Regions from separate parts of the Homo sapiens genome. Here regions 1, 2, 3, 4, 5 and 7 are each linked to region 6. A link is a loop called in an ENCODE intact Hi-C map of the cell type or tissue named here. Cell type or tissue: sigmoid colon. All regions are shown on one strand. Links, peaks and the distances in the headings refer to the core of each region. The heading gives the core; the rest is flanking DNA. Region 1 overlaps PKIG (cAMP-dependent protein kinase inhibitor gamma). Region 2 overlaps SERINC3 (serine incorporator 3). Region 3 overlaps OSER1-DT (OSER1 divergent transcript). Region 4 has its middle 14 kb from the start of LINC01260. Region 5 has its middle 18 kb from the start of YWHAB. Region 6 overlaps HNF4A (hepatocyte nuclear factor 4 alpha). Region 7 overlaps KCNK15-AS1 (KCNK15 and WISP2 antisense RNA 1).

Evidence for each region. Hi-C counts contacts between places; a loop is a spot of excess contacts. Peaks named below come from ENCODE experiments on the same cell type or tissue, not always from the same donor. Only the 100,000 strongest peaks of a DNase experiment are listed, where the experiment ranks them.
Region 1: a loop joins it to region 6, with 14 times the contacts of the local background. A loop is called at or near these places in 90 of 110 quality-filtered maps.
Region 2: a loop joins it to region 6, with 2.7 times the contacts of the local background. A loop is called at or near these places in 6 of 110 quality-filtered maps.
Region 3: it touches region 6 in a loop (3-fold over the local background); 77 of 110 quality-filtered maps call a loop at or near these places.
Region 4: a loop joins it to region 6, with 8 times the contacts of the local background. A loop is called at or near these places in 43 of 110 quality-filtered maps.
Region 5: a loop joins it to region 6, with 4 times the contacts of the local background. A loop is called at or near these places in 17 of 110 quality-filtered maps.
Region 7: a loop joins it to region 6, with 5 times the contacts of the local background. A loop is called at or near these places in 34 of 110 quality-filtered maps.

Annotation. Positions count from the first base shown.
Region 1 is chr20:44,608,557-44,612,981 of GRCh38, forward strand. The region is part of intron 2 of PKIG (cAMP-dependent protein kinase inhibitor gamma); the gene reads left to right. Among named protein-coding and RNA genes, the nearest start is that of PKIG, 28 kb to the left of the region's middle. RefSeq lists enhancers at 497-1,071, 1,829-1,898, 1,949-2,048, 2,079-2,138. In sigmoid colon, for the core only: CTCF peaks have their summits at 1,618 (motif pointing left) and 1,823; DNase peaks (open chromatin) are centred at 1,145 and 1,575; H3K4me3 peaks cover 820 bases; H3K27ac peaks cover 1,467 bases.
Region 2 is chr20:44,512,534-44,516,958 of GRCh38, forward strand. SERINC3 (serine incorporator 3) reads right to left here. Exons shown (of 10, transcript NM_006811.4): 2 at 1,346-1,507; 3 at 268-461. Among named protein-coding and RNA genes, the nearest start is that of SERINC3, 7.3 kb to the right of the region's middle. In sigmoid colon, for the core only: no CTCF peak of the experiment used is centred there; no DNase peak of the experiment used is centred there.
Region 3 is chr20:44,215,425-44,219,849 of GRCh38, forward strand. All of the region lies in intron 2 of OSER1-DT (OSER1 divergent transcript), which reads left to right. Among named protein-coding and RNA genes, the nearest start is that of OSER1-DT, 6.7 kb to the left of the region's middle. In sigmoid colon, for the core only: a CTCF peak has its summit at 2,101 (motif pointing right); a DNase peak (open chromatin) is centred at 2,101; H3K27ac peaks cover 489 bases.
Region 4 is chr20:44,683,665-44,688,089 of GRCh38, forward strand. No RefSeq gene overlaps it. Among named protein-coding and RNA genes, the nearest start is that of LINC01260, 14 kb to the left of the region's middle. RefSeq lists a silencer at 1,584-1,703. In sigmoid colon, for the core only: CTCF peaks have their summits at 1,687 (motif pointing right) and 1,889; a DNase peak (open chromatin) is centred at 1,707.
Region 5 is chr20:44,865,848-44,870,272 of GRCh38, forward strand. No RefSeq gene overlaps it. Among named protein-coding and RNA genes, the nearest start is that of YWHAB, 18 kb to the right of the region's middle. In sigmoid colon, for the core only: CTCF peaks have their summits at 1,901 (motif pointing left) and 2,100; a DNase peak (open chromatin) is centred at 1,924; H3K4me3 peaks cover 492 bases.
Region 6 is chr20:44,382,224-44,386,648 of GRCh38, forward strand. All of the region lies in intron 1 of HNF4A (hepatocyte nuclear factor 4 alpha), which reads left to right. HNF4A-AS1 (HNF4A antisense RNA 1) reads right to left here. Exons shown (of 3, transcript NR_172878.1): 2 at 2,300-2,449. Among named protein-coding and RNA genes, the nearest start is that of HNF4A-AS1, 11 kb to the right of the region's middle. In sigmoid colon, for the core only: CTCF peaks have their summits at 2,325 (motif pointing right) and 2,529; a DNase peak (open chromatin) is centred at 2,348; H3K27ac peaks cover 215 bases; H3K27me3 peaks cover 2,280 bases.
Region 7 is chr20:44,731,272-44,735,696 of GRCh38, forward strand. All of the region lies in intron 3 of KCNK15-AS1 (KCNK15 and WISP2 antisense RNA 1), which reads right to left. Among named protein-coding and RNA genes, the nearest start is that of KCNK15, 12 kb to the right of the region's middle. In sigmoid colon, for the core only: a CTCF peak has its summit at 2,284 (motif pointing left); a DNase peak (open chromatin) is centred at 2,280.

The DNA of each region.
Region 1 (4,425 bases), core at 94-4,093, 230 kb after region 6:
CTTTGGAAGTCCGAGGCAGGAGGATCACTTGAGCCCAGGAGTTTGAGACCACGAGTTTGAGACCACCTTGGTTAACATAATGAGATTCCCATCCCTGAAAAAAAATGAGCCAGACATGGAATAGTCCCAGCTACTCAGGAGGCTGAGGCAACAGGATTGCTTGAGCCCAGGAAGTTGAGGCTACAGTGAGCCATGATTGTACCACTGCACTCCAGCCTGTGTGACACAGCGAGACCCTGTCTCAAAAAAAAAAAAAAAAATACTATGAGGAACATCTTTGTACATTTTATCTTCATGTAGATCTTGGATTATTTTCTTAGAATAGATTATTATAAACTGATTTAGTAGCTAAAAGATATGGAAAAAGTTGAGGTTTCTGGATACACACTGTCAAGTCACTGCCCAAGGAGGTCTTGGAAGTTTACAGTCTCATTAACAGGGTTTGAGAATGACCATTTTCTGACAGGATTTCCAACTCTGAGGATTCTTTATTTCCCCATTTGCTGTTGACTCTAAAGATGAGAGGGTGAGTGACGAATATAAATATGGGAGAAAAATAAAACGATGTGTTTCTGCTTTCGATTGGAGAGCTCCCCAGAGCCGTCTTTGGAATTGCTGTTCCCTGAGGGGATATGGTAGCCAGAGCATGTTGGCCCAGCTGATGTTTTCTAGGATTGGTCTTTGAGTGTGGCATTTGCTGTCTCTGTGTCCCGAGGGCCAGTGGCCTGCACTGGGCAGCCTGTAACATCAGATGGCATTGTGAGATCAAAGCCCCAGGAGACATTCCAGCATGAAGCTGGCCTTTCAGATAGAGCCTGTAATTCCATCCCATGGTGTCAGGTCCTAGGACAAGAACACCTGCACAGCACTCCACGGTGCACGGAGGCCCTTCTCAACAGCCCCAAGAAGGAACTGCGGCTCCTCCCCACAGAGGACAGGCGGGCAGCAGGGGAGAAGAGGGATAGACACAAACTCCCTCTCCTTCAGAGGCCCGAGAGTGAAATCCAGCGAGTGTGCATGGAGCGCCTGCTCTTTACCAGGTGCTGGATGAGAATCAGGGAATGCAGCGGCCAGAACCTGTTGGCTCAGCTGCCAGGATTAGGTTTCAGCTGGACATGGGAAAAATCCAGACCAAATTCCTGTTCCCGTGGAGCTGACAGTCTAACTGAGGAAGAGCCGAGGACTCGGAGGCTCCGGGAGCCAGTGTGGCCTGCTCGGGGTTTGTCATTTTCCAGAGCAGCGGGTTTCAGGTGGGGCTGAGGCCCTTCTGAGCCGTGGCTGTAAACCGGCCTCACTCACCTCAGAGGGCAGCTGTGGCCACTGAGTGCGTGATGTGTATGAAAACACAGGCACCTGGGCCATGGTACCTTTCCTTATCGTAGGAATTGTCAGCATCATTTTTATCCTCTGTTATTACTGTTATTATCATAAGCCATTTTCCTGTCCTGAAGCATTGAGCGGTTTCCCCAGAGGCAGAGCGCAGGAGTGAACCTCCGTGACCTGTAGAAGGAGCCACCTCTGGAACTTCCGGGAATTCTTTTAGCCAAGGAGGAGCCAGAGCGTGACTAGGGCAGCGCGCAAGGCTGCTAGGAAGATAGGCAGGGTGCGCCATCTGCTGTAGCCGGGGGGAATTGCCGTGGACAGTGTCCTGGCCCTCCTCTATTTTACACAGGGGAAATGAAGGCCCCAAGAAAGGCAGGGTCTTGCCCAGGGTTAGGTGGCAGAGCTTGGGTTTAAGGTCACGTGTCTCATTCTTTGCTCTTTCTACCATAGGACACCTCCCTGTCTCACCTGTCTGATCTTTGAGGGCCCCTAATTCATTCTTTAGGTGTTTCTTCTGAGCTAGGTGTTGTGGGGGGATGTGGGCCTTGCCCTCCATACTGATCCTCTTCTCTGTCTCTCTCTTTCTCTCTCTCTCTCTCTCTCTCTTCTCTCTCTCTCTCTCACACACACACACACACACACACACACACCTGCAGCACTTACTGGCTCAACCCCACCCTGGGTGCCTTCTGGGCACTTCTGCCAATGTCAGCTACCTTCTAAAAGCATTGCACAATAATTTGGGTTTATAAAACTTCAACCATTGAAAAAATATAGACTTAGAAAACGAAAGTTCCCCTTAATCACAAAGAACCACAGTTGACAGGGTTGATAGATGTTTTTTCAGATTTTTTTTTCATATGTCTGCTATCTTTCCCCACAGGAACTGGGTTTTATTTTAGGTGTTGTTTTGCAACCTCTGTTTTTCAGTTGCCAGTTTATCTCAGACATTGTCCTATGTCAGTACAGGCCCATCTGGCACATTTCTTTATTATTTTTTTTTTACTGACATGTCATTGTATATATTTGTGGGGTGCAACTTGATGTTTTGATACATATATGTTGTATAATAATCAGATCAGGGCAGTTAGCATATCCATCATCTCATGCATTTATTTCTTTGTGATGAGAATATTCAAAAGCTTCTGTAGTTATTTTGTAATATAGAATGCCTTTTTTTTTTTTTTTTTTGAGACGGAGTCTCGCTCTGTCTTGCCCAGGGTGGAGTGCAGTGGCGTGATCTCAGCTCACGGCAGTCTCCGCCTCATGGGTTCAAGAGATTCTCCTGTCTCAGCCTCCAGAGTAACTGAGACTACAGGCGTGTGCTACCACACCCGACTAATTTTGTATTTTTAGTAGAGGCGACGTTTCACGATGTTGGCCAGCCCAGTCTCGAACTTCTGACCTCAGGTGAACTACCCGCCTCGGCCTCCCAAAGTGCTGGGATTATAGGCATGAGCCACCGCACCCGGCCTAGAATGCCTTATTGTTAACCATCACCATACTGTACAATAGAACAGGAACTTACTGCTCCTATCTAATTGTAACTATGTACCCGTTGACCAGCTTTCCATCCTTTCCTCTCCTCTCCCCTCCCCAGTCTCTGGTAACCACTGTTGTATTCTCTCCTTCTATATCAACTTTTTTTTTTTTTTTTGACAGAGTTTTGCTCTGTCACCTAGGCTAGAGTGCAGTGTCATGATCTTGGCTCACTGCAAGCTCCGCCTCCTGGGTTCACGCCATTCTCCTGCCTCAGCCTCCTGAGTAGCTGGGACTACAGGCGCCTGCCACCACGCCTGGCTAATTTTTGTTTGTTTTTTTAGTAGAGAGGGGGTTTCACCATGTTGGCCAGGATGGTCTCGATCTCCTGACCTAGTGATCCACCCGCCTCGGCCTCCCAAAGTACTGGGATTACAGGTGTGAGCCACTGTGCCTAGCCGATAACAAATTTTTTTTTTTTTAAGATTCCATGTATGCGTAAAATCATGCAGTATTTGTGTTTCTGTGTCTGGCTTATTTCACTTAACATTATGTCCTCCAGGTTTATCCGTTTTGTCCCAAATAACAAGATTTCATTCTTTTTTATGGCTGAATAGTATTCCTTTGTGTATATATACATTTTCTGTATCCATTCAATCATGTTGGACATTTGGGTTGATTCCATATCTTGGCTATTATAAATAGTGCTGCAGTAAACATAGGAGGTCAGATGTCTTCTTGACATACCAATGTCAGTTCTTTGGATATATACCTAGTAGTGGGATTGTTGGGTCATATGGTACTGTTTTTAATTTTCTCAGGAACCCTCCATACTGTTTTCCATAGTGGCTGTATGGCACATTTCTTTTTTATGACTACTTCATAATTCACGCGATGCCTAACCTCCTGGTGGACATTTGGGTGGTTTCCTATAGGCTGCTATTACTGACCAGGTGCAGTAAACATCCTCACACTAGAGAAAACATTGGGCATTTGCCTGAGTGGGTCTAGAACTAGGATTTGCTGGGTGGGCCCATGGGCCCACCCCACTGGACTATGAACTCCTAAAGTCAGGCCAGTGCTTAGACCACCCCTCCCACTTACTAATTCAGGTCTGCGAGGTAGCCAGAGTCCATGCAATGACTGCTATCTAATTGCCTTCAGAAAACCATAGGTGCTCAATGAGAGATACTAGTATCCCCTTCGCAAATTAACCTTTTGTTAATATAGTAGCAGTACTTCTTGTTGCCAAGAGTACATAAATGGACAATCTTGTGTGCTACTGGTGGGAATATAAATAAAAACAGCACTGACTTTATAAGTCTTTCTGCCAATTTTTTGTCATCATGAATACCACTGTGCTATTTGGGAAGGCAACTGGGAAATGTGTCAAAAATCTAAAAATTATTTCACCCTTCCCTTTAGCCCAGCAGTTCTACTTCTAGGGATATACTCTCAGGAAACAATTAGGGATGGGCACAGAGACTTTCATAAAGTCCCAGTGCTGTGTGTGGCGGTAGAAAACAGGGAAGTACCTCTGTGTTCATTTCTGGAGGCCTCATCCTAGAGTAAATCATGGCCCATCCAAGCATGCTGGCACAAAATTCATGTGGAGGGAGACTT
Region 2 (4,425 bases), core at 250-4,249, 130 kb after region 6:
TAACAGGTGTTCAATAAAAATCTAAGAACATGAAGCAAAGGAATTTAATAGAAGAAAATAAAAAGACAAGACCCCCTATCCCCTCCATGTTACAGCAATCTAACTGAAAATGACATTAAAACAATTTCACATGCATAATAGATCAGAAATGCATCTGAGCCACTCATTTACATATTCCATTGATTTCATCAGAATGGCTATATTAACTGCTGAAGGGAAGGAAGAGCCACACCATAATGTAACCAGTTAATCATAAATCTAACATACCCATTGTGTACTGCCGCTCGGAGATCTTTACTTGTTTTTACTTTGAACATGAGCAGAGAAAAGACAAAGAAAAAGATGGCCATGGCAAAGCTGATCCGATACACAGCTTTATAACCAACCAGCACATCACAATCTTTATCTGCATTTATATCAGCCTCATGGATTTTAAATCCCCCTTCACAAAATCCAGGAATCTGGAAAAAAGCAATTTCAATGTTACGAGAATATCTACATTTAGACAGAGACTCTAACCCACTGCAGGAAAGCCTGGATTTAGAAAATTAACTACTTCAACAACTGCAAGACTGACTATGGAATTTTTCTCTTTGTCTTCCAATTCATTTACAATCTTGTTACCAAACAGTATAAATAACATGCATTTTAAAAATAAAAATGCTCTCTCGGCTGGGCACGGTGGCTCACATCTGTAATCCCAGTATTTTGGGGGACCGAGGTGGGTGGATCACGAGGTCAGGAGTTCGAGACCACCCTGGCCAGCATGGTGAAAACCCTATCTCTACTAAAAATACAAAAAATTACCCGGGCATGGTGGTGCATGCTTATAATCCCAGCTACTCGGGAGGCTGAGGCAGGAGAATTGCTTGAACCAGGGAGGCGGAGGTTGCAGTGAGCCAAGATCATGTCACTGCACTCCAGCCTGGGCAACAGAGTGAGTCTTAGTTTCAAAAAAATATGGTCTCTCTTCTTTGCCCTTTTAGGATGAAGAGGCTGTGTGCCACTTTCCTGTGAGATTTTCCAGCTACGACTGAGTCCTTCCAAAGGTGAAGAACTAGTCCAGTTTAGATGCTTCGACCTTTAACACATAAGGAAAGAAAATGTTTTGGAGCCACCCTTTTAATGTTTTCTCTCAGTTGTTCGACTGGAGCCCAGATGTTCATTCTGTATTTCTGGAAAAGGACTAATGTCCTCATATTTCTGTGTTTTGACCACACCCCCATATAAGTAAAAAATCTCCAAATTACAACCAACTTGATTAACAACGACGAAATAAAACTAGAATTTTGCAGAATATAAAAATAAAAATAACCAATACCTTAAGGGCACTGTTACTTCTTACCTTCTTCAAGTAAGTTTCCATCTCTTTTCTCTGCATGATATAGGATACGACAGTGCTCAGGAGGAGAATGAAAGCATAAATGAGGCGAGTCACCGTGGAATTCTTACTGTTAGGACAGCAACTACACAGCAAACATGAGGCACCGCTGCAGAGGCATGGAACCTGGAATGAGCACACCATGGTCACCTGAGACCGCCTTCAGTATACTCCTTTATGACACAGATGTCGCAGAAGAGAAAGCGAGGCAAATCAGGCTTTATAGTTTTAACTCAGAGAATCATGGCTGGGAGGAAGTGGTTAAAAGTACGGGCTCTGGAGTAAATATTATTTCTGCCGCTTTTTACCCCAGCAAGTTACGTACTCTAACCCCATTTGACCATTTGTAAAATGAGCTCAATAATGGAATTTTCCTCCCTCAGACTCTGCTGTATTAAATGAGCACTCAACACTACCTAAAATGCATTAACAGTTCAATAAATGTTAATTATATTCTGAGAGCATCATTTGTTTTAAAATATGAGAAAAATATAAACCTAACTCCACTTGCTGCTTACTGCGAATCCAAGTTACCAAAGCTGATATTACAACATAAAGCAACATGCCGGGCGTGGTGGCTCACGCCTGTAATCCCAGCACTTTGGGAGGCCGAGGCGGGTGGATCACAAGGTCAGGAGATCGAGACCATCCTGGCTAACACGGTGAAACCCTGTCTCTACTAAAAATACAGAAAAAATTAGCCGGGTGTGGTGGCGGACGCCTGTAGTCCCAGCTACTCAGGAGGCTGAGGCAGGAGAATGGCATGAACCCAGGAGGCGGAGCTCACACTGAGCTGAGATTGCGCCACTGCACTCCAGCCTGGGCTACAGAGCGAGACTCCATCTCAAAAAAATAAAATAAAATAAAAAAATAAAGCAACACTACATGGAAACCCTCTGACAAATAATAACAGCAAGGGCCATTTAGCTCAATTCAAGAGGAACCAGGTTCCTCAGAAAGTTAAATACAGAATGACCATATGACCCAGAAAGTATATACCCGACCCCAATAGCTGTTTTGTTTGAAACTGCTATTAAAACAAAAGCTTGTACACGAATATTCACAGCACCACTATTTACAATCACCAAAATGTGGAAACAACCCACTGTCCATTAATTGATAAGTAAATATGGCCTAAGTAAAAATATGGTATATCTGGCTGGGTGCGGCAGCTCACACCTGTAATCCCAGCACTTTGGGAGGCTGAGGTGGGCAGGTCACCTGAGGTCAGGAGTTCAAGACCAGCCTGGCCAACATGATGAAATCCCATCTCTACTAAAAATACAAAAATTATCCGGGCGTGGTGGCTCATGCCTGTGGCCCCAACTACTCAGGAGGCTGAGGCAGGAGAATTGCTTGAACCCAGGAGGTGGAGGTTGCATTGAGCTGAAATCATGCCACTGCACTCCAGCCTGGGCAACAGAGTGAGACTTGGTCTATCTATACAATGGCTTATTCAGACATAATAGATAGATACATGATAGAACACAGGTGAACCCTGAAAACATCATGCAAAGTTATTTAAAAAGCCAGACATGAAAGGTCACATACTGTATTAGTGCATTTATATAATAAAATATCCAGAATAAGTGAATCTAGAGACAGAAGATTAGGGGTTGAAGGGAAGGGAAATGGGAGTGATGGTTTAATGGGTAAAGGATTTCCCTTTAGGGCGACGAACTAGACAGATGTGATGGCAGCAAAACATTGTGAATGTACTAAATGCCACTATACGCTTTTTTATTTTTTTTTTTTTGAGACAGTCTCACTCTGTTGCCCAGGCTGGAGTGCAGTGGCACAATCTCGGCTCACGGCAACCTCCACCTCCTGAGTTCAAGCAATTCTTGTGCTTTAGCCTCCCAAGTAGCTGGGACTACAGGTGTGCAATGCCACCCCCAGCTGATTTTTTTTTGTATTTTTTAGTAGAGACAGGGTTTTGTCATGTTGCCCAGGCTGGTCTTGAATTCCTGAGCTCAGGCAATCCACCCACACTGGCCACCGAAAGTGCTGGATTACAGGCGTGAGATACTGCACCCGGCCCACTAAACATTTTGAAATGGTTAATTTTATGTCAACTTTACCTCCTTTTTTTTAAAGAGTAACCTAGGGCCAGGCGTGGTGGCTCACGCCTGTAATCCCAGCACTTTGGGAGGCCAAGGCAGGTGGACCACAAGGTCAGGAGTTCAAGACCAGCCTGGCCAAGATGGTGAAACCCCATCTCTACTAAAAATACAAAAATTAGCCGGGTGCAGTGGCAGGCACCTGTAATCCCAGCTACTCAGGAGGCTGAGGCAGGAGAACTGCTTGAACCCGGGTGGCCAAGGTTGCAGTGAGCCAAGATTGTGCCACTGCACTCCAGCCTGGGCGACAGACTGAGACTCCGTCTCAAAAAAAAAGAGTAACCTAGATCTTTAGTCTGCTAAAATCTGTTAGTGACCACACTACATGAAAGAAGATATAATTTTATTTCTTTTTTTCTTTTCTTTCTTTTTTTTTGAGACAGGTTCTCACTCTGTCTCCCAGGCTGGAGTGCAGTAACGCCATCTCGGCTCACTGCAACCTCACCCTCCTGGGATCAAGCAATTCTACCTCAGCCTCCCAAGTAGCTGGGATTACAGGGATTACAGACACGTGCCACCATGCTCAGCTAATTTTTGTGTAAAGACAGGGTTTCACCATGTTGGCCAGGCTGGTCTCGAATTCCTGACCTCAAGTGATCTGCCCGCCTCCGCCTCCCAAAGGGCTGGGATTACATGCATGAGCCAATGCACCCGGCCTTTGTTTTGTTTTGTTTTAAAAAGACAAGGCGTCACTCTGTTGCCCAAGCTGGAGTACAGTTGTGTGATCACAGCTCACTGCAGCATCAAACTCCTGGGCTCAAGCGATCCTCTGGCCTCAGCCTCCTGAGTACAAGCAAGCACCACCATGCCCAGCTAAGAGAGGATATAATTTGAGTCATTATGCTTGATTAGGAAACTGCTTGAAATTGCTCTGAGGGGGTGACATTATCAAGTCATATTACAAGGACAAGCTAATTCAGAATT
Region 3 (4,425 bases), core at 213-4,212, 170 kb before region 6:
TTTATTTTAGAAAGATGACTGGTTTCAGCGTGAGCCGGCATGGTGATCCAGGCCTGAGATGATGGTGATCGAAGGGGCAGGTGGCCCTAAGTATGGAGAACAAGTGAGCCGATTGGAAAGTTGCGTAGATCAGGCCTTGGGGAGAGATTGACTACGAACAGGATGGGCAGTGAGAGAAAGCTGACAATGATACTTTGCTTTCCAGTTTGAGCAACTGAATGGATATTGGTGCCCATCTCAATTAAACTCTGTTGAACCCAGCTGACAGTGAGCAGAGGAAGAACATTTAAATGGAGAATCATAGTAACAGCTAATACTTTCTTTTATTTCTTTCCTTTTCTTTTCTTTTTTTTGAGACAGAGTCTTGCTCTGTTGCCCAGGCTGGGGTGCAGTGGTGCAATCTTGGCTCACTGCAACCTCTGCTTCCCTAATTCAAGTGATTCTCCTGCCTTAGTCACCCACGTGTGCCACCATGCCTGGCTAATTTTTGTTTGTTTGTTTGTTTGTGGAGACAGCGTTTTGCCATGTTGGCCAGGCTGCTCTCGGACTCCTGGCCTCAAGTGATCTGCCTGCCTCAGCCTCCCAAAGTGCTGGGACTGCAGGCATGAGCTACCATGCCCAGCCTATGAGGGCTAATACTTTCATAGCTCTTCCTATGCATCAGAAGACTCATTTTAATTCTCACCACAATTCTATGAGATTACCATTATCACACTCATCTTCCAGATGAGGAAACTGAAGCAAAGAGAAGTTAAGTAACTCACCAAGGTCACACAGCTAACAAGTGGCAGAGCTAGAATTTGAACCTAGGCAGCTTGGTAGAGTCTGTGCTGTCACTGCCTCTCTGTGCTGATATATCTCTAAATTAGTTCAGTTTGGACAGAGTGAACCTGAGAGATCCGTGGGGCAGCCGCGTGGAGGTGTCTAGCAGGCATGCAGATATATGGTTCTGAAGCTCACATGGGAGGTGGGGACTGGAAATAAAGACTGTGGAGTCTGCATACAGGTGGCCATTGAAGCCACAGGAAAGGTCAGGACCCTTAAGGAGAGGGTGGGAGATAATCAGAGGAAAGAAACAAGGGAGCCCTGGAAGGCAAACACAAGCATTCCAGTTGTGGGAAGGACATAGTCCTTTCTGCAAATGAATACACTGCACCTGGCTTATAGATCTTCAGTCAACAGATAGTCCATCCCGCAGAATTTGTTTGGCTCTGGGTACCCTGACAAAATGGAGTTCCTGGAGCCACAGCCCTAAGGACCTGCCTCAATGGTGGTGATCCTCCCCACTTTCTTCTACCATGAGAGTCCACTGGGGGCCTGTTGGCTTCTCTGGGCATCTGTTTTTTGCCCCTCCCTACAACTGAAGAGCCTCCAGCTCCTCTGTCTACCACCCGTCCACTTCGTCAGCTCAGGTCCCCTCCCTGTCTCTACGACCACAGTAACATTTCACCTGGAGCTTCTTCAGGTCCCTCCTGAACTTATTTTCAGCCCTTTACCCGTACATTTCTTGTATCTCCTGCTAGATTCTAAATTTCTGGAGGGCAAGAAAAACCTATTATGTTGACTTTCCCTCCCTCAACTCCTGCTCCCCTGTGTGTGTTAAATGGCCCGACCCCGTTGTCCCATGGGACTTCGCATGCAGTCCACCAGAATAGGAGCTGTACCTACCACAGGAGCCAGTGAGTCCATCAGTCAGTCAGTCATCTCAGCAAATAATTCCAGTTGTCTACTGGCTTTCTGGAAACATGACTGGGGACTGTTGATGCCTTTGACAGTTGATTCAAGCAGCAGGACCTTTCACAACAGCCTCCTGTTTTTGTGGATGGGGAATAGGCAAGGGTTGGGAAGCGGGAATTCGCCGCTCTTTCTTGTCATTCTCTTCATAGCCCCCAAGCTACTGTGGTCTATTGTTTTGATAGTTGCTTTCCCGAAATGTTAACAGGATGGAGAGTAAAGGAGGTAAAGGAGGACTCTGATGCCTCAGCCATGCGCCTGTGTGCCGATTCCCATTAAGCCTGCACCAATTTGATTTCCAAGACTCCAGTCAATCCTCAGAGCTCCAGGAGGGGAGGGGCAGCTTTTCCTGGTAGCTGCTGATCACCAGCAGAGGGAGCCCTAGGACTGCAGGGCCTCTTTCCTTACCGTTGGTGAAGCCCTTCACTGTGGCTTCAAAACTGTGGAAGACCCGGGATTTGTGGATCACTTGCCTTTAGAATAGAATCAAGAAATAAAGCTGCAGAAGAAAGAATCTCCATGTGGTAAGGATTGGAAGGGAGTGTTGAGAGGGGCTTTTGGGGTGCTGGTAATATTGTTCTTTGACCCGATGTTGGTTATAGGAGTGTGTGCTATAATGTGGTATATGTACATTTTTCTGTGCGTATAACTAAACTTCAGTTAAAAGTTTTTAAAACTTAAACATCTCTATGTATACCACAAAATAGGTATCAGGTTAGGGTGAGCGGTTTTTTTCCCTACAATTCTTAACCTTATCTGAGTCACAAGACAGCCCTCCCTCCCTTCCTCCGAGAAAGCCACAGACCACTGGTTAAGGACTTCTCCTGCAGCAGCCGAATAGAGAAAGTGAGCAAAGGACATGAGCAGACGGTTCACAGCAAAAGAAATACAAATAGCACTTAAACTTATGAAAAAATGCTCAATCTCAATCTTCAAAGAGAAGTGCTTATAAAAAGTATGCGGAGATACCATTTTTAACCTGTCAGATTGGCAGAAATCCCAAAGCTTGACAGCATGCCCTGTGGATGGGGCTGGAGGTGGGGGAGTCGGGAGAATAAATAGCAGGACTTTTAATACATTACCAGTGGGATTGTGAAATTGACAGCCCTGTTGATTTGGGCAATATCTACCAAAATTACAAGTCTAAGAGTCTACCCTGTAGATGACATTTGTACCTATATGTAATAATTTATGTAAAAGATGATCCATTGCAACATTGGCTGCAATAGCAAAAGATCAGAAACAACTGAAGTGTATGTACAGGACTGGTGCATCCACAAAGCAAAATACTATATAACTGGGAAAAAGTTTGAGGAAGCTGTGTGTGCGCTGAGGAAAGATCTCTAAGATATAGGTGAAAAAAAGCACGACGTACAGCTAAGAATATATGTTTGTATTGCTTCTATCTTCATAAAGAAAAACTGATAAGCTAGACAAGTAACTAAGAAGTGTTTCAGGAAGTGGTTGGGGGCCAGCAGGAGGGGCCGGGCTTCTGAGTGTATACCTTGTGTTCTGATTTTTGAATCATGTCAGTGTATAACCTGTGCAAAACAAAACAAAGTTTAGAGTTCCTGCTCTAAAGCTGCTGAGCTAAGCCTTTAGGAATTCATAAATTATTATATCTGCCCAATTAAAGAATAGGTGGGTTTGGTTTTTCAGTTTGAACTGAGCTGTGTCTTGGTGAGAGTCTTCAGCTTACTCCACATTTGAACACAGTTCAGGAAAGTGTATTGCAGTTTCCTGGCTCAGCCTAACTCTCAAGAATTCTTTCTTTACCCTCCATATGCTCAAAACCAATCTTGCCCCTCAAGTGTTGACACTCAGCTAGCTATCATTTTTCAAAGTATTTCATTTTCAGCTTATGTATTCATGAGCATCTAACTCTGCCTGAGGGGGAGAAGAGAAGTTTTCACCAGAAAAGTATATCTGTGTTTTCAGAAACCAATAGATATGAAATCTTGCTCTCCATCCCTTATCTTTGCCTGTCTCTATAGCCATCCTTTCTCCTTTCCCTCCTCCTAGCTAAAACCAATCCCAGCTCTCCTCCCTTCTCAGGAAACTCACTTTCTTCTGTATATGCAAACACACATCATGTCTTCTGTCATAGTAAAACCAAAAACAAAAAAAGCAAACCCCAAACCCACAAAGCCCCCTTCTACCCAGGTTCCCCACAGAGCTCCTGTCCTTTTCTCCCTGTTGGAGCCTTAGCCAGTGGCTCTACTTCTTCCCCTCTCCACCCACCCCCCTTCTCTCTCTCTCTGGGTCGGTCTCTCTCTGTCTCTCTCTCTCTCTCAGTGGCTGTACTTCTTCCCCTCTCCACCCACCCCCCTTCTCTCTCTGTGTGTGTGTGTGTGTGTGTGTGTGTGTGTCTCTGTGTCTCTGTCTCACCACCCTTTCTTCAATCTACTGCAACCAGACTTCTATCTCACCAAAACGTTCCTTGCCAAGGTCATGGATAACCTCCTTGTTGCTGAATACAGTGGCCCTAGTCTCATTCTCATGTTGCTTGAGTTTTGAGCCCTGCCTGACGCTGAACACAGCCGCCTCCTCCACTCGCTCTCCTTTCAGTCCCTGTGGCCACTGCTCACAGGGGCACCCTCTCAGCCTCACCTTTTCTATCTCCTCTGCAGGCTCCTCTTTTCTTGCCGGTCTGCTGACCCTCAGGGGCCATGCCTTGGCTGTCTTCTCATC
Region 4 (4,425 bases), core at 116-4,115, 300 kb after region 6:
AGGTGTTAGCCGGGGTGCAAAGCTCTGGAAGGCAGGTTTCTGCTTTCTGCTGCCCTCCAGTGGGCAAAGAAAGCAAACCTCTGGATCCATCTGGAAGCAGGTAGCAGGTGTTGCCCAAGTCAGCTGCGGCTAATAGTAATAATAATGGCTGCCGCTCAATGAGCACTTACCACGTGCAGACGTTTTTACACCTAATCTAATGTAACCTAACCCCTTTAAGCAATTTAATTAACATTTAATTCCTCTCTCAAGGTAGGAATCACTTCCTATATACCCATTTACATACATAATCTGAGACTTAGAAAAATGACTTCCCAAAGTCACAAAGCTGGTCAGTGGCAGAGCCGAGAGTGCAAGTCCTTGGAGATCAGAGGAGGAAGAGACCATGATCCTGGACCAGGAGACAGCCCTGCATTCTTGGGCACAGAGGTGAATTTACTGTGAGGCTGGTGACGCATCAGGGCTCCTGACTTGCATGTCCTCTCCCAGGGCCATGGAGGAACTTTCCAACGCATTCGCATGGGCATATGTTTCACATTTGCAAAACTAACACATTTCAGTTGCAATTGGCTGAGACCACTATCTCTCTCCACTGCCTAGAATAATGTCTTCACATAGTAGGTAATAAATATGTGCTAATAAATCCATTTTGTGTTTAATAAATCATGTTGAATGAATGGGTAGAGAAATGAAGGAAGGAAGGAAGTGGCATTTAGTTCAATCTTGAAGGAAGGGCAGGATTTGAGAGAGCGTTCCTCATGTAGCCTAGTGGGCCCCTCCACACACAGACCATCCAAGGCCATGAGTGGCCTTGAATGCCAGGGTGAGGAATCTGGCCTTAGGTGGTAGGCACTGGGGAGCCATGGAAGGTTGCAGAGCAGAGGAAGGATATGAGTGTAATTGTCAATTAGGCAAGAGTTGAATGTCAAATAAGAGGACAGGGCCCTACAGCGGGGGGCCAGAGTGGCTCAGATAAAACTCCCCTCATCCAGCACCACACAGAGAGCTGGTGCTCAGCCAGTGTGATCACAGAAGCCTCTGCTGGGGTGTCTATAAGCTCCCTGGAAGAAGATATCCAAATGCTTTGCATGTGTGGCTTTGTGTATGTGTGTGTGTGGGGGGGGGAGGGGAGGTGCTGAGTGTGGATTTGCTCAGCACTCTAGTGTGCCCAGCCCAACGTGGGGGAAAGGTCAAGGCCCTGTCTGGCTTAGGCAGGGAGTTCTCAGCATTGCAGTATGACTGAGCCTCTGGCTGGAAAGTAAGGGAGCCAAGAGAAAACAGGTTTAGAAGTTGGCTAGGCAGAAGTGGACCTATGAAATTCCAGCTGCACCAGCTGCTTCTTTTGCTAAGCTCCCGTCATCCTTTCTCTCTCTCCACTGGGTCTTTCTGAATGTCAAGAATCCCAGCCACTGTTTAGTTAGCACTTGTTTTTTGCCACACTCTGTGAAGCACCTTCAAGCCCGATCACCGGATTATTCCTCCAACAACGCCGAGAGTGAGAAGAATGGCTATTATTTCGATTTTATAGGTGAGGAAGTAGAAAGCCCAGAGAGGTGAAGTTGCTTACCTGAGGTCACATAGGAGTCAATGGTATACGTGAGATCAAACCCAGACTCCAGAGGCAGCCCCCCTCAGTCGCCAGCCGTCCTGCCTCCTCTCCTGGTCTAAGCTGGGGAGGAAAAACCCATCTTGGCCAGCAGGGGGCGGTGTGCCCTCAAGGATAAGCCCTGCTTCCCAGAACTCAGACAGAATTTGCCAGCAAGACAACAGCACGATTCTGAAATATCTGGCTTTGAGCCCTCATTTAGTCCCAACTCTGGTGGGGCCTGGAGAACGGGGAGAGGGGTGAGAGAAGTATAAAATAGCCCTCAAATTGGTGAGCCAATGGTTCACAGAAAGGAAAGCGCAGCGGCATTTTAACATATAAAAAGATTCTCATTTTCACTCCTAGGAAGAGAAACGTGTTAAACCCACACCACCTGAGCAGGCACTGTTTTGCTATCAAACTGGCAAACTTATGCAGGTGGGGATATGGAGACACACTCCTTCTTACATTGTTGGTGGGATTAAAACTTGGTTTTGGCCAGGTGCGATAGCTCACACCTGTAATCCCAGCACTTTGGGAGGCCGAGGAGGGCGGATCACCTGAGGTCGGGAGTTCAAGACCAGCCTGGCCAATATGGCGAAACCCTGTCTCTACTAAAAATACAAACATTAGCTGGGTGTGGTGGCACACGCCAGTAGTCCCAGCTACTCGGGAGGCTGAGGCAGGAGAATCACTTGAACCCAGGAGGCGGAGCTTGCAGTGAGCTGAGATCTCGCCATTGCACTCCATCCTGGGCAACAGAGTGAGACTCCATCTCCAAACAAACCAAAAAAAAAAAAAAAAAAAAACCAGAAAAGAAAACTTGGTTTAACACCTATAGAAGCTAATCTGGTAACATCTATCAAAATTAAAAATGCACATATCTAACAGGTATGCATGATACATTCATCAAAAGACTTGAACTAGACCTGCATGATCTGATGTGGAGCCACCCACCACATGTGGCTGCTGAGTCCTTGAAATATGGCTGATCCAAGCCTGGCTGACATGGCAAAACCCTGTCTCTACTAAAAATACAAAAATCAGCCAGGCGTGGTGGCACGTACCTGTAGTTCCAGCTACTTGGGAGGCTGAGGCACAACAATTGCTTGAACCCAGGGGCGGAGGCTGCAGTGAGCCAAGATCGTGCTACTGCACTCCGGCCTGAGCAGCAGAGCGAGACAGTCTCAGAAAAAAGAAAGAAATATGGCTGGTCAAATTGAGATGTGCTGCAAGTGTGAAATATATATGGGATTTTGTATACTAACAAAAATGCAAAATGACTCCTTAATAACTTGCTAATATTGATGATGTGTCGCAATAATATTTTGGATAGATTGGATTAAGTAATTTTTATTTTTGTTTTTTATTTTTTTGAGACGGAGTCTCACTATGTCGCCCAGGCTGGAGTGCAGTGGCATGATCTTGGCTCACTGCAACCTCTGCCTCCCGGATTCAAGTGACTCTCCTGCCTCAGCCTCCTGAGCAGCTGGGACTACAGGCACCTGCTACCACCCGTAGTTAATTTTGTTTTGTATGTTTAGTAGAGATGGGGTTTCACCATGTTGGCCAGGCTGGTCTCAAACTCCTGACCTCAAGTGATCTGCCCACCTCAGCCTCCCAAAATGCTGGGATTACAAGCATGAGCCACTGTACCTGGCCTGGGTTAAGTAATTTTTAAAATTACTTTTACCTATTTCTTTTTCTTTTTTGAATGTGGCTGCTAGAAATATACATGGCTTGCATTGTGGATCATATTATATATTTTTACCTTTTTATTGTGGTAAGATATGCATAACATTTACCATTTGGACCATTTTTAAGGGTCCAGAAGTTCAGCTGTGTTAAGTACATTCCCATTGTTGCGCAACCATCACCATCATCTACCCCCAGAGCGTTTTCATCTTCCCAAACTGACACTCTGCCTCTATAAAACAACAACTCCGCTTGCTCCTCTCCTCCCAGCCCCTGGCAGCCACTATTCTACTTTCTGTCTCTGTGAACTGGACTATTCTAGGTTGCCTCATACGGGAGAAATCATATACAATTTGTCCTTGGTTGCTGGCTTATTTCACTCAGTATAGTGTCTTCAAGGTTCACGCATGTTGTAGCATATGTCAGACCTTCCTTCCTTTTTTAAGACTGAATAATGTTCCATTGTAAGGATATACCACATTTTGTTTATCCATTCATTCACTGATGGGCATTTCGGTTGTTTCCACTTTTGGCTATGGTGAATAGTGCTGCTGTGAACATTTTGGTACAAATATCTGTTTGACTCATATTTTCAGTTCTTCTGTGTCTATCATATTTTATTGGACAGGACTATGCCAGTGATCTCCATAGCCACATAATTTGAAATATCCCTAAACCAGGAACTACCCAAATGCTCATCGACAGCAGAACGGATAAATTGTGGTATCTTCATACAATGCAATACTCCAGTGAGAATGAAAATGAATGAACAACTACACACAGCAGTGTAGATGGAACTTGCACACATATGTGTCGAGCAAAAGAAGCCACACGCAAAATAATACATATTGTGTGATTCCACTCACAAAAAGTTCACAAGAGGCAAAACTAATTTATGATGTTAAAGTCAGGATGATGGCTGCTCTTTGGGGGCCATCTGGGGGCTTCTCTGGGGCTGACAATGTTCTGGACACCATCTTCAGGAGCGTGGTCACTCCGTGAAAATTCATCAAGCTAAGCACTTGGGATTTGTGTGCAACTTTGTGTATAAGTTAGACTTCCATAAGAAATTCCAAAAGATGCTTTGATCCAGCAATTCCACTCTTAGGAATTAAACGACAGATATATTTTCATATGTGTGAAAT
Region 5 (4,425 bases), core at 190-4,189, 480 kb after region 6:
CTACTGTTAATATTTTACTGGGCATCTTTCATGCCTGTCTTAACGCGTATGGGCAATAGAAGTAACCTTTTTCATAAATCATAACAAATAATACACATTCTTTTAATCAAGAGCACCCTTTTTAAGTGTGATTTTTTTTTCTTATCTATCCTTTTCTTCTTCCTTTTCTGACCTCCATTAATCTCCCTTACTTACTCCACACTTTCTGGCTCACGATAACCCCTGTTAACAACTGATGTGTACACTTGCAGAATTTTCTCCAAGCCAATATAATTATACATTTCTTTATAGAAGTCCTGTTTTTAACTCTTGCAATATTCATATTAAAGGACACTAATGGGCTGTGCGCAGTGGCTCGTGCCTGTAATCTCAGCACTTTGGGAGGCCGAGACGGGAGGATCATTTGAGGTCAGGAGTTCGAGACCAGTCTGGCCAACATGGTGAAGTCTCATCTCTACAAAAATATATAAAACTTAGCCTGGCACGGTGGCATGCACCTGTGGTCCCAGCTGCTCAGGAGGCTGATGCTGGAGAATTGATTGAACCCAGGAGGCAGAGGTTGCAGTGAGCCCAGATCGCGCCACTGCACTCCAGTCTAGATGACAGAGTGGGACCCTGCCTCAAAAAAAAAAAAAAAAAGAAAAGAAAAGAAAAGAAAAGAAAAGAAAAGAAATAAAGGACACCAGTGGTGGCATTTGGGGCACCAGACAGTAACTGTTGAAAGAGATTTCAGCCATAGAAGGAGCCCTTCTTGACACCCCTAAAATTGCACTGCTGAGGTGATTGTCACGTGAGCTCACCCCGTCACAGTTCTGGAGTGAGCGTGAGAAGGCTGAGGGTGAGCACCTCTGTCCCCACCAAAGAAATGGATCGCCAGGCCCTGGTCTCGTGGTTTCCAGGTTTGCTTGCAGGCCTGCCTGCGAAGCTCAAGGAACTGCAGAGTCACTTCTGTCTGGAGCTCCTGAATGCAGTCCAGCTAACCTTCCCTACCCGGAAGCCCTTCAACATCTTTTCTCCATTCCCTTTACGGGTTTTATTCTTCTTTTGCCTGCTCAGCAATTTTCACCAGTCCAAGGACCGAATGCTCTGCTCTCAGATCAATAGCCCTTGGGAAGTACTGCAGACAGTCTCTGAGATGCACCCTAGCTGCTCCTGCAAAGGAATTGCTTTCTTTCTGACTCAGTTTCACTTGAATTAAGCTTCTTCTGCTTTATGAAAGCAGCCTCCTTCCAGAGCACAAGTTGACATCAACCCAGAACCAGAAAGAAATCAGTGGCTGGAACTTGTCTTATTCATCTCTGGAAAGTCCAGCTCTCCAGCAGAGGCTTAGAATTCTATTTCCTTTTTTGTTTCTTAGTCATTGCGCTTGAGAAGGCATTTAAAGATGCTCTTTGGCTAGAGTAAGTGCTCAGTAAGCATTTGTTGGCGAAGGGATAAAACAGTAAAGATGGAATAATCAGCATTTGGTAAATGGTTGGTGAAGGAGAATCAAATGAGATAACACATGTGAAATTGATATGTAATCTGTGAATAGTGAAAATTGTTCCTGGCCAGGCGTAGTGGCTCACACCTGTAATCCCAGCACTTTGGGAGGCCGAGGTAGGCGGATCACTTGAGGCCAGGAGTTCAAGACCAGCCTGGCCAACATGGTGAACCCCCCCCCTATTAAAAATACAAAAATGAGCCAGGCGTGGTGGCACATGACTGTAATCCCAGCTACTTGGGGGGCTGAGGCAGGAGAATCCCTCAAACCTGGGAGACGGAGGTTGCAGTGAGCCGAGATCGTGCCATTGCACTCCAGCCTGGGCGACAGAGCGAGACTCCATCTCAAAAAAAAAGAAAAAGAAAAAGAAAAAGAAAAAGAAAACCAAAGGGACTCGTCCGCAGCGTTATCTGCTGGCGCCATCTTCCGGAAATAAGTTAGCACAACAGGTCTATTTCTGTTTCAGCGGGGCGTGAGGGCACTGGAAATGCAGGCAAGGAGGGGAAAAGAGAGAATGAATTTTAGCAAAATCTCTCCATCTCCTCTGTCCTGGATCATCTAATTACTCTACCAAGATTATCATTTTAATGTAATAGTACTACTAACATGCTAGCACTTGTTTTGAGCACCTAGTACGTACCAGATACTGTGCTCAGTGTTTTACATGTGTTATTTCATCCTCACAGTAACTGCAAGAAGTGTATATAGTAAGTCCTCACTTAACTTCTTCGATGGGTTCTTGGAAACTGCGACTTTAAGCAAAATGATGTGCAGCACGTCCTCAAGTAATGTCCTTCCATTATGATTATGAGGGAAAAAATGGTTTCATCATACATCATTTCACTTAAAGTTGCAGTTTCCAAGAAACTATCAACATTCAGTTGATATTAAAAACCCGAGGCATACAAGGTGTATAGTGGACTTATCATCTCTAGGATTACATATCTAGTTGGTGTTTGGGATAAGACTGAAACCCAGTTCTGTCTGACTTCAGAGCCTGTGGTGGGCTGTTGTGAGTCAGGTCCCGAGGAATCAGACTCCAATATGGAGATTTGAAGTCAGGAAGTCTATTGCAGAGTGCTGTCGGGATTACATCTGTGGAAAGGAAAAGTCAAACTGCAGTGCAACCTCAGCAGAGGCCTTGGCTAATGCCATGGGGAATATAGAGCTGGGATGGCAAGAGGACAGGACCTTGGAATGTCCACCTCGAACAGTCATAGGGACTCAGCTGAGAGCTGCCAGCAGCCAATGCTCCCAGCAGCTGGGGGAATAAATGCCCCATCCTGGGGATGGGGGTCTGGGTGGCACACCACAGTATGCACTGCAGCGCCCACTACCTATTCCCCATGCATTGCTCCTCAAATAAGGGAGATGGCTGGGAGGGAGACAACATCAGTGATGGGGTAGTGGAGGAGGAATTCAGAGAGTAAAAATGGTTTTGTCTGTCTTCCATCCACCTGTGACCTAGGCTATGCATGCCATCCAGCTGCAATAACCAATACATTTGGGTCATTCATGTTGATATAATGTATGGATTATTTTATGGGTTGCAAGCCATTAACAAATAAATAAAATGCAATATTCCACTGGCTGATTGGAGATGCATTCTTTGACATTCTCAAATAAGAAATGGAAGAATTGGCCAGGCACAGTGGCTCACGCCTGTAATCCTAACCCTTTGGGAGTCCAAGGCTGGGGGATCACTTGAGGTCAGGTGTTTGAAACCAGCCTGGCCAACATGATGAAACCCCATGTCTACTAAAAATACAAAAAAAAAAAAGCCAGGCGTGGTGGTGGGCGCCTGTAATCCCAGCTACTTGGGAGGCTGAGGCAGGAGAATCACTTGAACCCAGGAGTCGGAGGTTGCAGTGAGCCGAGATCATGCCACTACACTCCAGCCTGGGCGATAGAGTGAGATTCCATCTGAAAAATAAAAATAAAAATAAAATAAAAAGGAGATGGTGCCTTCTGCCCTGGGGTTAAAAAAATTAAAAAATTAAATTAAAAAGAGATGGATCTATTTGTATAATATGGAAAGACCTCTAAGACATATTTTTGCATGAAGAAATAAGATTCAGTACCCTAATAAACTATATAAAAATTATATCTATTTCTAGAGTTTTACATACACTATAAAAGGATGGAATTTTACCGACTTGCCCTATGGAAGGATTCTACATCCCCACCCCACGTAAGTCAGGCATAGCCATATGATTTGCTTTGGCCAAGGGAATTTGAGTGGAAGTGACATGTGAGACATCCAAGCAGAAGCTTTAAGAGGCTCCCCCATTCTCTCTTTTCCTTATTCCATGAGATCAGCATGTTCCAGCTGCTTCTTCCAGCTGTGTCCAGAGATACAGCTGAATTCAACCCATCACAAACATGCAATTAAGATATAAATTTTTAGGCTGGGCGCAGTGGCTCACGCCTGTAATCCCAGCACTCTGGGAGGCTGAGGCAGATGGATTGCTTGAGCTGGGGAGTTCGAGACCAGCCTGAGCAACATGGTAAAACCCTGTCTCCACAAAAACCACAAAAAATTAGCTGGGCCTTGTGGCACACATCTGTAGTCCCAGCTACTTGGGAGGCTGAGATGAGAGGATCACCTGAGCCCAGGAGGTCGAGGCTACGGTGAGCCATGATCATGCCACTGCACTACAGCCTGGGAGACAGAGTGAGACCCTGTCTCAACAAAAAAACAAACAAACAAAAGACATAAACTTTTATTAATATAAGACACTGAGACTTTGAGGATGTTGTTATTGTAGGTTATTGTAGCATAACCTAACCTACCATCACTGATAATACATGTTGCTATATATAACTGATATGTGGTTACTTCTGGGGAGGAGAAATGGCATTGGGAGGTGGCGATCATAGGGAATTTTAGTTTTTAATCTTTAATATTTTAGTTTTCTTACAATAAAAATATATCCACACAT
Region 6 (4,425 bases), core at 281-4,280:
GCTTTCTTTCTTTCTTTCTTTCTTTTTTTTTTTTGAGACGAACTCTCGCTCTGCTGCCGGGCTAGAGTGCGGTGGCGAGATCTCGGCTCACTGCACCCTCCGCCTCCCAGGTTCAAGCAATTCTCCTGCCTCAGCCTCCCAAGTAGCTGGGACTACAGGTGCGTACCACTACGCAAGGCTAATTTTTGTATTTTTAGTAGAGATGGAGTTTCACCATGTTGGCCAACATGATCTCGATCTCTTGACCTCGTGATCCGCCCGCCTTGGCCTCCCAAAGCGCCAGGATTACAGGCATGAGCCATGCCGCTGCACTCGGCCTAAGGGGCATAGCTTTCTCATCCTCTGCCATCCTAGGAAAATTTTAAGTATTCATATTAAAATGAAAACTAAACACAATTGTCCATATATGCTCCTTAGGAGTAGAATGCCAAGGACCTCTTAGCTCCTCTGACCTGGGAACTACATTCTCTCTAATGATACATACGACTGGGTTAGAGGTTTGGGCAGCTGCCACCAAGTAAAACCTCTAGAATTTTGCTATGTCACTTTCTGCTAAGGTAGCTTTTCCCATCTACACTAAATAAATAAATCATCCAGGTGATTTATTTTTAACCAATGCAGAGGATTTTTTACTTATCTCCATGGAGTTCAAACATTTCTCCAGGCTGGGTGGGGTGACTCACGTCTGTAATCCCAACACTTTGAAGACTAAGAAGGGGCAGATTGCTTGAACCCAAGAGTTCCAGACCAGCCTGGGCAACATGGTGAAATCCCATATCTACAAAATATAGAAAAATTAGCCAGGGGTGGTGGTCCACACATGTAGTCCCAGCTACTCTGGAGGCTGAGGTAGGAGGATCATCTGAGCCTGGAGACTTGGAGGCTGCAGTGAGCTGTGATGGCGCCACTGCACTCCAGCCTGAGTGACAGAGACCCTGTCTCAAAAAAAACAAACAATAATTCACCAAATCTATTTGGATCTGGATCCTGCCATCATTTTATAGGTAATGCCTCCATAGCACTCACTAAGTGCCAGGCACACTTCTAAGCCCTTTTTATACATTAACACAAATAATCCCCACCACGACCTAATGCCATACACATCATTATGGTCACTATTTTGCAAATAAGAAAACAGTCACAGAGCAGTTCAGTAACTTGTCCAGGGTCACACAGCTAGTCCATGACTGAACCAGAATTTAAGCCCAGGATGTCAAGTTCCAGAATTGGTACACTCAGCCTCAATACTGTGCTGCCTTCAAATATTCTGACAATCTTAGACAGCTTTGGGGATCCAAAAGATTGAGAAGTACTCTTGGGGACCTCTTTTTTTTTTTTTTTTTTAAATACGGAGTCTCAACTCTCTCCCCCAGGCTGGAGTGCAGTGGTACAATCTCAGCTCACTGCAACCTCCGCCTCCTGGGTTCAAGTGATTCTCCTGCCTCAGCCTCCCAAGAGGCTGGGATATTACAGGCACATGCCATCATGCCCAGCTAATTTTTGCATTTTAAGTAGAGACAGGATATCACCATGTTGGCTAGGGTGGTCTTGAACTCCTGACCTCAAGTGATCTGCCCACCTCAGCCCCCCAAACTGCTGGGATTACAGGCATGAGCCACCGCACCTGGCTCCCATTTTTTTTTTAAGACGGAGTTTCACTCTTGTTGCCCAGGCTGGAGTGCAATGGAGCGATCTCGGCTCACTGCAACCTCCGCCTCCCAGGTTCAAGCAATTCTCCTGTCTCAGCCTCCTGAGTAGCTGGGATTACAGGCACATGCCACCACACCCGGCTAATTTTTGTATTTTTAGTAGAGATGGGGTTTCCTCATATTGGTCAGGCTGGTCTCGAACTCCTGACCTCAGGTGATCTTCCCACCTCGGCCTCCCAAATTCCTGGGATTACAGGTGTGAGCCATCACGCCTGGCCCCTGGCTCCTTTTTTTTTTTTTTTTTTTTTTTTTTAAATAAAGACCAAAGGTCCAGAGGCTTTGAAAGGCAAATAGTATTAAGTCAGGATTTGATATCAGGATTTCTTTCATTCTGTTTATTTTCTCATTGCTTTCTACTTATGATACTGTTTCATTTGGTAGTAATAATATTTCTTTCTAAAATAAATTGAAGTAAAAAGAAGTGAGTTGATGTAAGAAAAATGTTACAGATATGAAAAAATCATAATGGTCATTAAAAAATTAGTGAAACTTTGGAAAGACTGTGTTCAGTCAAGTGAAGTGAAGTTAGCTTGCAACCACAAAAAAACCCCTAAGTCTCAATGGTTTGAACAGCAAAGTTAATTGCTCACCTATAGTACACGCCCAGCATGGGTCGGCAGGGGGCGCTCCGCGTTGTGGAACGATTCATATCTATACTTGCTTCCCCAACAAGGGCAGCACTGGCCTTTAAAGCTTCTGCCCAGGTGTGACACAGGTTGTTTCTGCTCACATCTCGTTACCTGAAACAAGTAACATGGTCACATCTCATTTCAAAGGAAGCAAGAAAATGTAATCCCCATCATGTGCCGGAAAGGAGAGAAATAGAATAGTTGAGAACAGCCCTCAGAGAGACTATAAGTAAGGGGGCATAAAAGATGGGTCTAGAGAGATAGGCTGAGTCATGACTCACTGAATTTGTCTGACGTAGATCATGATGGCCCATCCCACCAAGTGGCCAACATTTGTTCCCAGAAAAGGGAGTGTGATGATCCCCCAGAAAGAACACAGTCTGACAACATTATTCTGATGAGCAGACACACCTCTCAGGCTGCCACTCAGGAGTCCTTTTGGGTGGGGAGGTGGGGATGCTGATATTTCCTAAGTGGTTTCAGCTGAACTCTGTGATCTTTTTTTTTTTTTTTTTTTTTTTTTTTTGCCTATTCCCTGAAGGGAGATGAGGCAATTTGGGCTTTGGCTGAGCTAGGGTTTGGTTCTGTCACCACTTGCTATCTAGGGAAGGGTAATAATTGGAAAGGAGAGGAATTCAAGGAGAGGGTCCAGGTGGGTAGGGAGCCTCACACAGGGTTTGGTGATCAGGTGATTGAGAGGCCTCCTTGAGGAGTTTTCAAAGTGCGGTCTGAGGGCACCTGGTATCAGAAGTGCCCAGAAGCTCATTAAACACTTGGGCCAGGTGCTCCATGGCTCCTGCCTTTAATCCCAGCACTTTGGGAGGCTGATTTGCTTGAGGCTGGGGTTCAAGACAAGCCTGGACAACATAGCAAGACACCTCCCCCCGTCTCTATTTTTTAATTAATTAATTTGTTTGTTTATTAATTTATGGACTCTCACTCTGTCGCCCAGGCTGGAGTGTAGTGGCCTGATCTCTTCTCACTGCAACCTCCGCCTCCCAGGTTCAAGCAATTCTCCTGCCCCAGCCTCCCAAGTAGCTGAAATTACAGGCATGCACCACCACACCCAGCTAGTTTTTGTACTTTTAGTAGAGACAAGGTTTCACCATGTTGGCCAGGCTGGTCTTGAATTCTTAGTCTCCAGTGATCCACCTGCCTTGGCCTCCCAAAGTGTTGGGATTACAGGCATGAGCCACCATGCCCCACCTCTATTTATTAAATATTTTCTTTTTTTTAATCTGATGACTAGGCCCACTGTTGGTCCTGGCACCTGGAGGTAGGACCCCAGGCATCTGATTTTTTTTGTTGTTTTTTTTAAGGCAGGGTCTCGCTCTGGCGCCCAGGCTGGAGTGCAGTGGCACGATCTTCACTCACTGGAACCTCCACCTCCCAGGTTCAAGCGATTCTCCTGCTTCAGCCTCCCGAGTAGCTGGGATTACAGGCATGCACCATCACGCCTGGCTAATTTTTTTTTTAATAGAGACAGGGTTTCACCATGTTGGCCAGGCTGGTCTTGAACTCCTGAACTCAGGTGATCCACCCACCTCCCAAAGTGCTGGGATTACAGGCGTGAGCCACCGTGCCCAGCCACCATCTGATTTTTTTTTTTTTTTTTTTTTTTTTGAGACAGAGTTTTGCTCTTGTTAACCAGGCTGGAGTGCAATGGCACGATCCCGGCTCACCACAACCTCTGCCTCATGGGTTTAAGTGATTTTCCTGTCTCAGCCTCCCAAGTAGCTGGGATTACAGGCATGTGCTACCACGCTCGGCTAATTTTGTATTTTTAGTAGAGACGAGGTCTCACCATGTTTGGCAGGCTGGTCTCGAACTCCTGAACTCAAGTGGTCCACCTGCCTCAGCCTCCCGAAGTGCTGGGATTACAGGTGTAAGCCACCTCGCCCAGCTGCCATCTGAATTTTTAATAATGGCCCCAGATGATTCTTATGGACACCAAGATTTGAGAAGCATTGAATGACTGAGAGAAAATTTCTTGTAAGGGTAGAAGCCCAGCACAGTGGTTCTCAGTGGAGATAATTTCAACCCCCAAGGGACATTTATAAATGTCTGGAGATAGTTTTGATTATCAC
Region 7 (4,425 bases), core at 153-4,152, 350 kb after region 6:
CAAGGTGAAACCCCATCTCTACTAAAAATACAAAAATTAGCCAGGCGTGGTGGCACGCACCTGTAATCCCAGCTACTTGGAAGGCTGAGGCATGAGAATCACTTGAACCCAGGAGGTGGAGGTTGCAGTGAGCCAAGATCATGCCACTGCACTCCAGTCTGGGCAACAGAGCAAGACTCTGCCAAAAAAAAAAAAAATAGTGAGTATCCACTCCGCAGGGGTATTGTGAGTATTAGGAAGGTAATTCCTCCATGTTCTTCAACTGAAGCTATTATTATCATCCTGCCTGCAATTCTTGGCAAGTGTTGTGAAGGCAAAGACTGGGAATCCTCTTGTTTGTGGAGAAGAGGAAACGTGTCGGGGGCAAAGTCACAGGGGCAAACCAGGTTTACCCTCTCTGAAGCTCTCACGGCCACAGGTGCCCAGGCCTGGCCATTCCTCCATGGGAAGCTTCTGCACTCACTTCCTCAGTGCTGGCCTGGGTCTGCGGGGCAAGCTGAGTGTCCCGGGGCAGAATGCTTTCTGGAGAGGACTCCGCTACCAGCTGTGGCTGAAGGACCTGGCACAGGGCCTGTTCCTGGGGCCCTTGGCACACCATCCTCCTCCAGCCGAGAGCCGTAAGGAAGAAGTTTCCCTAGTGAAGGGCATCAACAGGCCCCAGGAGGTCCTCCTGCCTGCCAGGACACCCGTGGTCCTCCCCATCCTAACTAGTTACAATTAAAATGAATCTAGCAAACACAGACAGCCAGGCCCTCCCACGCCCTGCTCTGGGATCCAGGAACAACGACGGCGCCCAGGGGAGCCCACACACTTAAGGGGAGCAGCTTACAGTCTCACTGTTTATTGAGCAGCTACTGTGTTCTTGATGCTTTTGTAAACCAGAAAGTGTCTGAGACAGGTCTCAATCAGTTTAGACATTTATTTTTCCAAGGTTAAGGACACGCCCAGTAGAGAGGTCTGTGCCTTTCTCTAAAGATGACTTTGAGGGCTTCAGTATTTAAAGGGGAAAGCAGGCTGGAGGGGAAAGAAGGAGGGTCTGGAAATCCACATATTGCAAGAGAAAAAGAGCAGGTAGGGAAATTATGTATTCGATTATGTATTCGTCTCACGCTCTGTAACTTTACATAAGATAAGGTGAACACAGAGTGGCTACTCGTGGAGATACCTGGCCTTTTATCTGTGGCTCTCTGCTTACGAACAAAGGAAAGGCAGCTTGTTGCATGACTCAACTTTCAGCTTAGTTTTTTCCTTTTGGCAGAGTGAATTGGGGTTTTCATTTTCCTTTCACACTTTCTATACCTTCTCTTATTGAAAATGAGGTGGTTGCTGTGATCTGCATTTTACAGATGAGAAGCTGAGGCTTGAAGAATAGAATCACCACTCACAATCCAGGATGGGAAGTCAGAACCAGCTGAACCAGCGGCTAGCCCAGCCTCTCTCCCTCTCTCTCTGTTCCTCTCTCTTTCTTCTATCTCTCTATGTTTCTCTCTCTCACCGTTTCTCTCTTCTGTCTCTCTCTCTCTCATCCTCTCTCCTCCTCTCTTTCCATTTTGTTTCTCTTTTCCTTGGCTTTTTCTTCTTTCTTGAATTTTTAATGAAGTATAAAAAGTATACAAGGCCAGGCACGGTGGCTCATGCCTGTAATCCCAGTACTTTGGGAGGCTGAGGCGGGTGGATCGCGTGAGCTCAGGAGTTCGAGACCAGCCTGGGTAACGTAGTGAAACCCCCTCTACAAAAAATACAAAAATCAGCCGGGCATGGTGGCACATGCCCGTAGTCCAAGCTACACTGGAGGCTGAGGTGGGAGGATGGCTTGAGCCCAGGAGGCGGAGGTTGCAGTGAGCCGAGATTGCATCACTGCTTCTAGCCTGGGTGACAAGAGTGAGACCCTGTCTCAGAAAAAACAAAACAAACAAACAAACAAAAAGTATACAAATAAAAGTGTTCAGTTAGTCCAGTTTTCACAAATGAGCACACCCATGCAATCAGTACCTGGGTCAACAGCAGGACCATGCATTGCCTGCACCTCCAAAATCCACCTTGGTCTCCCTCTCTTCACTACCCACAAGATAATCACTATCCTGACTTCTAACAGATAGATCCATTGTACCTGACCAGAGGCAGCAGCCATCACCTGGAGACTTGTTAGAAATGCCCCATCCCAGACCTACAGAAGCTCTGGGAGTAGGGCCCAGAAATCTATTTTAACAAACCTCCCATCTCGTTAAAATCAGACACAGCTCCAGCTCGGGGGAGGACAGCAGTGATGTGCTGCTGCCTCCTTGTGGCATTTCCATGCATGAACAGCCGAGAGGCCACCTGCCAGGAGGAGGCTGTCTTCAAGGGGCAACTCCAACAGCCTCCCTGGGAGGTACCCCTCGACTTTCTGCCTAGGAAAGGGGAGGCAACCAATGGCCACCATGTGTCAGGTGCTAACGAAAAGGCCACCTGCCTCTCCATGGCTAAAATGTGGTCTAGGGTCTGAGGTGCATTCTCAGCCATCTGATTCTCAAGAATTCATCTTTTTTCACTTCCACTGACATGAATTATGACATCAGGGAGAACCCAAGGGCAGAAGTAGGGGCCAAGTCCTCTTCATCACCTCCAGGTTGGCTGACAAACTTGGTTGCAAGTGGCCCCATCACACTGGCCTGGTCTTTATCTATGGCCCCTTTGTCAGAGGCGTTAGACCAGAGCAACTCCATTTTGAGTAGGGGCTGGGTAAAATAAGGCTGAGTCCTACTGGGCTGCATTGCCAGACGATGAGGCATTCTAAGTCACAGGATGAGATGGGAGGTCGGCACAAGATACAGATCATAAAGACCTTGTTGATAAAACAGGCTGCAGAAGCTGGCCAAAACCCACCAAAACCAAGATGGCGACGAGAGTGACCTCTGGTAGTCCTCACTGCCACACTCCTACCAGCGCCATGAGAGTTTACAAATGCCATGCCAATGTCAGGAAGTTACACTCTATGGTCTAAAAAGGGGACACATGAATAATCCACCTCTTGTTTAGCATGTCATCAAGAAATAACCTTAAAAATGGGCAACCGGCAGCCCTGAGGGCTCTTCTGTCTATGGAGTAGCCATTCTTTATTCCTTTACTTTCTTAATAAACTTGCTTTCTCTTTGTGGACTTGCCTTAAATTCTTTCTTGCAGGAGATCCAAGAACACTCTCTTGGGGTCTGGATCAGGACCCCTTTCTGGTCACACCTCCACTGCCCAATGCCCCCTCACCACTGGCTTTCATGAAAAAGGTTTTAACGTCTTCGCTGGGCCAGGTCTTTTCATCCAGTCTCTGTTGGATGGCCAATAACCTAACGTGAACCTCTTCAGCAGCTTCTCCCCTGCCCTGAAGCCAGCAGGGGTGGGACACAGGTGACTGACTTGACTCCCTCTACCCTCTCAACCCCCTCACTACCACTCACCTCAAGGACACACCCTCCAGGTCCACTAACCCCCCTGCCTCTCTCAGTCTCTGAGACATCTCACTGCAGTCCCACTCCCCTGCCTTCCTCTCTTGACCCCTGCTCTGTGGCCATCTGACTAAAACCCAGAGTTGGAGAACCTGGTGGTATCACCGCTTACTCCAGATGGCTGATGATCTTTATGTTCTGGATCGGGTCTCAATCCAGACCCCAAGAGAGGGTTCTTGGAGCTCGCACAAGAAATAACTCAGGGTGAGTCCATAAAGTGAAAGTGAGTTTATTAAGAAAGTAAAGGAATAAAGAATGGCTACTCTAAGTCACAGGATTCTAAGTCACAGGATGAGATAGGAGGTCAGCACAAGATACAGATCATAAAGACCTTGTGGTAAGACAGGTTGCAATCAAGAAGTCGGCTAAATCAGAACCTGGTGGCAGAAACTGGTGCTGCGCTGCCTACTCCAGATGGCTGATGTGGCATCTGTGGAATGCAAAGTCTCCCTGAGTCTTTTCCCCACGTCAGGAAGATTGCTTAAGTATCAGACTGCAGTTGCCAGAATAAATCTAAATTTATTTTAAATGTTCATGTCAACAGTCATATTTGTAATGTTTTTTTCCTTAAAAAACATGTTGTACATATGGATGTTCGTCATTGCTATTTATACCTTTATGCCTGTCTTTATTAGCTAGGGTAAACCAGATCCCAGTAATAAATAAACCCGAAATCCAGTGGCATACCAAGGGACCAGGGGAGGTGGTAGTGTTACAGGAAGGGGGTCCCAGTCCAGACCCCAAGAGAGGGATCTGGATCTTGGAACTCGCGTAAGAAAGAACTCAAGGCGAGTCCATAAAGTGAAAGTGAATTTATTAAGAAAGCAAAGGAATAATGCTCCATAGACAGAGCAGCCCCGAGGGCTGCTGGTTGCCTATTTTTATGGTTATTTCTTGATGATATGCTCAACAAGGGATAGATTATTAATGCCTCCCCTTTTTAGAC